Linked DNA regions of Homo sapiens: region 2 is linked to region 1. Evidence: chromatin contacts called from ENCODE Hi-C or POLR2A ChIA-PET data. All regions are on one chromosome and are shown on one strand. The core of a region is the stretch at or near the end of the contact, and the rest is flanking DNA. Distances in the headings are between cores, read along the strand shown.

Region 1 (3,681 bases), core at 619-3,118:
GGATGAGGGATAAAAGACAACATATTGGGTACAGTGTACACTGCTGGGGTGATGGGTGCACTAAAATCTCAGAATTCGCCACTAAAGAACTCAGTGATGTAACCAAAATCCACCTGTACTCCCAAAAACTATTGAAATAATAAAATAAATAAAAGGTCAGAAGCAAAGAGAATTAACAGGCAACCCACAGAAGAAAATATTACTAGTTAACATGCCTGCAAATGTTTTCACCCCCTGGTGATCAAATAAATACTAACTGATGTAAGATGCCATTTCTTGGCCTTCATTAGTGAAAGTTTTTGTAAATGGTAATTGTGAATGCTGGAAACTGTTTCTTGAACAGTCACTTTCCTACATTGCTGTGGCCTCTTTTCGGGAAGCAATTGGACAGTGTTTCCCAGGGGCGGCCAAAAGATCCATTCCATTTGATTCCATGATTCCACTTCTAAAACTCTCTCCCAAGGAAATAATCAGAGATGTGGTCACAATTTCTATACAAAGATGCTGTTACAACATCTGAAAAAAAAAAAAAAAAACAGTGGCAGAAACAAATTAAAACTAGCTTAAATGTCTAACCATAGGCATTGATAAAATAAAAGGGTTTTTGCTAACTTAGAAGAATGCTTATGCTAAGTGAGAAGGGATGCAAAATTGTATATCCAGTGGGACCACAAATGTGTACAAAATTGTGCAGAATAAAAGGACTTGAGATACTCATGACAAGAGTCATAAAGAGAAAAATTTCCAAGTATGACAAGGGCCTCTCTCTGGGACAGATATGGGGCCATGTCATATACTATTGTTGGAGCACAGAAAACAATTCCCCACAATATGACACTTCCCATGCAGACCTGAAGAAGCAGCCTCAAGGTCTCTCTGATCCCTCTCCTCCTGCCTGTCAACCTTCTGTCTCTCTCAAAGCACTGGAGGAGGCTATTCTCTGACGCTCCCCTATCTACCTAGAAAACAGACCCCTAGTGAGGAACACAGCTGCCTCTGTTGACTTAAAAGGAAGAAGCTGAGGCAACATTCATTTAAGTACAAAGTTTATTTGGGCCAAGCTTGAGGATTGCATCCCAGGAGCATAGATTCAAATTGCTCTGAATATACACTCCAATTAGCAGCAGTTAAAAGTAAATTTTTAAAGGAAAAGAAGAGGCAGTTCCTGAGTTGTTTATCAAGAACGTGTAGTAAAATAACAAGTTTTGATTGGGTATAGGTTGTTCTTTTTATCACACATTTCAGGAACATGAAGATAATGAGTGAGGCAGCTAGGCAGGAACAAAATAACTTTTTTTTTCTTTTCTTTTTTTGTTTTTTGAGACAGAGTCTTGTTCTGTGGCCCAGGCTGGAGTGCAATGGTGTAATCTCAGCTCGCCACAACCTCCACCTCCTGAGTTCAAGCGATTCTCCTGCCTCAGCCTCCTAAGTAGCTGGGATTACAGGCATGCGCCACCACGCCCGGCTAATTTTTGTATTTTTAGTAGAGATGGGGTTTCACCATGTTGGTCAGGCTGGTTTTGAACTCCTGACCTTGTGATCTGCTGGTCTTGGCCTCCCAAAGTGCTGGTGTGTCTGGAATTGGTTACTTCTGGTGCGTTCTTCGTCTCGCTGACTTCAAGAATGAAGCCACGGACCCTCGCGGTGAGTGTTACAGTTCTTAAAGATGGTGTGTCCAGAGTTTGCTCCTTCAGATGTTCAGATGTGTCCCGAGTTTCTTCTTCCAGTGGGTTCGTGGTCTCGCTAACTTCAGGAGTGAAGCTGCAGACCTTAGCAGTGAGTGTTACAACTCTTAAAGGTGGCGCGTCCAGAGTTGTTTGTTCCTCCCGATGGGTTTGTGGTCTCGCTGACTTCAGGAGTGAAGCCACAGACCTTCACAGTGAGTGTTACAATAAAGCTAGTGGGGACCCAAAGAGTGAGCAGCAGCAAGATTTATTGTGAAGAGCCAAAGATCAAAGCTTCCACATCCTGCAAGGGGACCCCAACGGTTTGCAGCTGCTGGCTCAGGTGGCCAGCGTTTATTCCCTTATTTGGCCCTGACCACATCCTGCTGATTAGTCCATTTTACAGAGTGCTGATTGGTCGTTTTTACAGAGTGCTGATTGGTGCGTTTACAAACCTTTAGCTAGACACAGAGTGCTGATTGGTGCGTTTTTACAGAGTGCTGATTGGTGCGTTTTTACTGAGCGCTGATTGGTGCGTTTACAAACCTTTAGCTAGACACAGAGCGCTGATTGGTGTGTTTACAATCCTTTAGTTAGACAGAAAAGTTCTCCAAGTCCCCACCCAACCCAGAAGCCCAGCTGGCTTCACCTCTCACTGGGATTACAGGCGTGAGCCACCACGCCCAACCGGTAGGAACAAAATAACTTTAAACAATTGTCCCCAGGTGTAGGCACCGGCTACAGGGGGCCAGGGAATGACTGGAATTCCATACCCATGTCTCTGTGGGTCTGCAGATCTCTCAGTTCTCAGCCTGCTCTGAGCTATTTTTCTTTTCTCATATCCCCCCTGTTGATCAAAATTATTCCCATGGCAGCATTGATGATCAGTCTCTGTGCAGGTGGCAGTGATAGATGTCCTTCATCCCTCAGTGCTGGGAAGTCTCATTCCTGGGTAGTCCTCATTCAAGCCACTGATTTATATAAATGCTGTTGTTGCTTGTTGAATCATCTCCACTCTTCAGAATATCATTTTCTGGTTTTCTTGGAAGAAGCAAAACCCTGAGAGATACATAGTAACAAAGCCTATTCCATTGGGGATTCAGTTCAAATTGTAGGAAAATAATAAAAGAACTCAAAAACAATGGTCGGGGGCTGGAATCTAATAACAGGTGTTCTATAGCTTTCTTCAGGAGCCTAACTTTTTTCTCCAGTCCCTATTTTTACCAAAGTTTAGTATTATACTTGGCCTGATTATTTGCATAAAGTGCAGCAAGAATAGTGATTGGCCATATAGACCCTTTTAAGTTGACTTTGCTGGAACGTTCAGAAGGAATTTCAGATTAGACTTTTAAAAGTCTCAAGGCTAGGACATCAAACCAAGGATTCACCGCTAGACTGCACCTGTAATACTTGTACAAATTGGGTGAATTTCTCTCTTCCCAAGGTCCCCAAAATATCTTTTGGTTCCTGGGCATATCAGAAAGACACATTCTTTATTTACTGCAAGATTAGAAACCTTGAAAGGGAACTATGTAGACAAGATAGCAGGCCAGTTTTGCCAAGAGGCTTTTTATCAGCTCTATAAAGTCCATTTCAATTCCTCAAAGCAGTGTTATCATATCTGAAAATACGTCATTCCAGTCAGAATCTTGATTTGAAAAAAAAATTGTCTTAAATTGTATCCTGTGACAGAAAACAGATTCTTACTGAACTAATGCAAATAACTTGATTGCCATAAAATACGAATACTCATGAAGATTTTCCAAGTTTTGGGGAAATCAGGTAGAGATAAAGGCAAATGTTTCCATTTTGTTTACAAAGGTATATTTTATCCAGTTTCTATAAGCTACAAATAGTTCAAAAGAGAAAAGTTTTCTTGACTGTGGAAATCAAAATATAAAAAGAATCAGCAATGTTTTGGGCAAAAAATCATAAAAGTCATTTCAGTCCTCTATCAGTTCAGTCCCATGTAATTAATTCTTGTCTTGCTTGATGTTGGGTTAGCAATCTTCATGAA
Region 2 (3,681 bases), core at 758-3,257, 600 kb after region 1:
AACTGAAATAATCATATGGCAAAGAGTGTGATACAGGGAGGGGTGAGGATTTGGGGCTATTAATGAAATCTTCCATAATCGTGAGATAACTGGCCAGGTTATTATGTGACAGTCCTACTGACTTGTGTCAGGGACCTAAATTTTAATGGCAGCTCAGCTACTTTTTAGCTATGTGAACTTCGACAAGATCTTTTCTCTCTCTGAGCCTTATTTTTCTTCTCTGTATAGTAGGAGAAATAGCTCCTTTTTAATAGAGGTCTTACCAGGATACAGTAAATGATTTGATGGAAAAGCATATTATGAGAAAGCACTGTGAAGACATTCTTACTATTACCCCACGTCATAGGTTTCTTGAGTTGCTATACTTAGCTCCAAATAACTTCTGATGCTAAAATTAATCAAATCCAGGCTATCGGCTGCTTTAGAACAGGGATATCATTATCAAAAGTAATGAAAGCAACAACCACAGCATCCATGATAAAATAACAATAGGAATACAGTTGGCCCTCTGTATCCATGGGGGATTGGGTCCAGGACCCCCGAGGACATCAAAATCCATGGATGCTCAAATATCTTCTAATCAGCTCTCAGTACCCATGGGTCCCATGTGGACACTGAGGGCTGGCTTTACCATCGTATTTACAATTGCACTTCCTAGTGGTATCTCAAACACTAAGATGTAGTACTTATTCCAATGAATATTTGCTGAGTGAATGAATGAATGAATGAATGAATGAATTGGCAACAACAGTGATACATTTGAAAAACATTTCTCTGGTTTTAAAAGTGGTTTCCAAAGGGGAACTCTAGAAAAATATCTAGGTGAGGCGCCCTGGGAAGCCAGAGTTTTACCTGCTTTGAGGAGTAATTACTCATCTCTATAGATAGATTGTAAATGTTTTCTTCAAAAATCCCTAGCAGGCTTGCAGAGCCACGCTCAGTGTTTGTCTTTTCTCTTCAGCCAAATAAAACAGTTCTTCAAGCCAAAAGTTCTTATCTTTATTCTCTGTGGCACAGTCTAGCCCCTAAACTTTGATAATTGGGGGAAAGAGAAATTGGCATATTATTGACGACCACAGATGTGTCCAGCATTTTCAAATGTCAATTCCTTGGTTCTCACAAACTCAGAGGGAAGCATTAGAATCCACAATTTACAGATGGGGCTCTGAGCTCAGCAATATTGTGGAATTTGAACCCAGGGAACAGTTCAGGTTGGTTCTGGCTTTTTCCCTGGCCCACGATGGCACTAAATACTTGCTATTTGATTGCTTTATCAGTTAACTGAAGCTACTATTAAGGCAATAGCAATTTGGCATGGAACAAAATGATATAATACCTCTCAGTACCCCAGCTCTCAGGGCAACATCCTGAACCCCACCAGGCTCAACGAATGTTGATTCTGACAATGGTGATGGCTTCTAGAACCGAATTATCTTTTTATCAAACCCAGGATTTTCAAATCGGCCAAGCACAACCAGAAATTTCTAGGATTCTTCTGGGTTTGAAAACATCACTGTTGTCCAAGCCCCTCATTTTCCAGTTGAGAAGACTAAGCTCCAAAAATAAGTGACTTCTTAGGGTCACACAGCTAGTTAGTGGCAGAGCTTGAGTTTGTTGGAAAGTTCTCTCTCTCTCTCTCTCTCTCTCTCTCACACACACACACACACACACACACACACACACACACACAGCCAGGCTGAGGCAGGGGTTGTGGGGTGGGGGTGTGATACTACCAGCTTTTTACCATGAGGGACCAGGCCACAAGCAATGCTTCTCATCACCCCCTGCCTTTCAGAGTGGGGTTGAGAAACTGGTGGAGGCTGAAGGCCTCTGCACCCTGGAGGCCAGGGGAGTCTGTGGACAATGAACACATTTGAACGGCAGCCTCTCAGCCCGTACATTTGTGCAGTGCTCCCTGGGACTGATTTCCCCCGCCGGCCCTTTATTAAAAGCATGACTGAGCTTCAGAAGCAGCCTGGCTGGCAGAGGAGACTTGTGAAAGAGCAGTGGCACGGTGGATTGTGAGCTGTCAAAACAGGAAACAGATTCGCAATGGTGGTTTCAGGCTGGTTGACTCCGTGTGCGAGGGAACCAGCCCGTGACGTGAAGGTCTGTTTTGGCAGGCTGTGGGCAGCTGAGGCATTTCTATCACATGGGTTGGGGACTTCAAATGGTCCAGCAGCTGCCCCTTTTTGCCTCTCGGAGTGAATGGCTGGGTAGAACTGATTCTGCACAAAGACCAGCTCTGCTTCCTGAGAGAAAGAGCTCTGCCCTGTGCCCTGTGCAGAGTTTCAACACTCACCTGCTGTGTGATCTTGACACATTACTTAGTCTCTCTGTGCCTCAGCCTCCTCCTCTTTCAGATGGGGGCAAGAGTAGTGGAGAGTAAATGAAATGCGTAATTAAATGGTTCATCCTCTAATATTATGGATATTAAGTAATTTCAGAGCAATGCAAACAGAGGCACTCAGCACAGGTTGGTTAATGCTCTTGACTATCCCTGACCCTGTACCTTCTGATGCAGGCCAATGAGAGGGAGTTTTGGCTACTTCAACTCTGCCTGGGGTCATCAACCCAAAGTTTTTGGACCTGAGCATTTATCCCTAAAATTAACATCAACTGCTCATTGAGCAGCTCCAGTTTACCTGGCATTGTTTTTGTCCCTTGTACATAGCATCTCATTTAATTGAAACAACAAATCTGTGCACTAATCATACAATAAAACTAGCCAGTGAGCATTATTTGAACATTTGAGGTGGACTTTTAAGCACTTTGCATGTATTAACTCTATTAATTAGGTTTTAGGTCTTATTTCCCCCATTTTGCTCATAGAGAAACTTGCAGCTTAGATAGCTGAACTGAACAGACCAGGTCTGGGCACTGCAGATCATGGGGAGACTTAATTTCCTCTGGATAAAACCTCTCTCTCTCTCTCTGTCTCTCTCTCTTTCTCATACACCCCCCCACACACATACACACACCGTCACACATGTGTGCAACTGTGCATGGAAATAGCATTATTGGAATGGTAGGGAAGGGGTTCCATGGGCTATCCAGGTGGCCTGCCTTGGCCTGTAAGCTCACCTCCCTGGAGCCCAGTGTAGGGTGGAAGTGGCTGGGGGCCGGGAGGATGAGCTAAAGAGGCCCATGAGCAGCAGAGGCAGGGGCTGTGCCATAGCAGGGCAGGCAGGAGGCTGGAGGACAGTTGAAAGAGATGGTGTATTAGTCCATCTTCACACTGCTGAAAAAGACATACCCGAGACTGGGTAATTTATAAAGAAAAAGAGGTTTAATGGACTCACAGTTCCATGTGGCTGGAGAGGCCTCACAGTCATGGCCGAAGGCAAAAGGCATGTCTTACATGGTGGCAGGCAAGAGAAAATTGAGAGAACCAAGTGAAAAGGGCAACCGCTCATAAAATCATCAGATCTTGGGACTTATTCACTACCACAAGAACGGTGTGGGGGGAACCACCCCCATGATTCAATTATCTTTCACTGGGTCCCCCCCACAACACATGGGAATTATGAGAGCTACAATTCAAGATGAGATTTGGGTGGGGACACAGCCAAACCGTATCAGATGGGATGGGGGCTGGATGTCATGCTGGGTCCTGGCTTGCCAGTTTTTCTGGCATCAGGAGGATCTACAGGGGAGTCTAGATTTTCTGGCAAGCCAAAA

Evidence for each region. Hi-C counts contacts between places; a loop is a spot of excess contacts on that map. ChIA-PET counts read pairs that join two places held with the same protein, here RNA polymerase II (POLR2A). Pooled maps may share reads with other maps.
Region 2: a map with no recorded cell type shows a loop between it and region 1 (6-fold over the local background). The contact joins two enhancer-like sites. A Hi-C loop is called at or near these places in 1 of 37 single-sample maps with no recorded cell type and 3 of 50 pooled maps. POLR2A ChIA-PET finds 5 or more read pairs at or near these places in 1 of 52 experiments (activated B cell).

Annotation. Positions count from the first base shown.
Region 1 is chr4:4,346,828-4,350,508 of GRCh38, forward strand. No RefSeq gene overlaps it. Among named protein-coding and RNA genes, the nearest start is that of NSG1, 38 kb to the right of the region's middle. Within about 2 kb of position 1,869, at least 3 of the 41 ENCODE cell types and tissues checked have a DNase peak (open chromatin) inside an H3K27ac peak, as active enhancers do.
Region 2 is chr4:4,942,109-4,945,789 of GRCh38, forward strand. The region is part of intron 2 of LOC101928306 (a long non-coding RNA gene); the gene reads left to right. Among named protein-coding and RNA genes, the nearest start is that of CYTL1, 76 kb to the right of the region's middle. Within about 2 kb of position 2,008, at least 6 of the 41 ENCODE cell types and tissues checked have a DNase peak (open chromatin) inside an H3K27ac peak, as active enhancers do.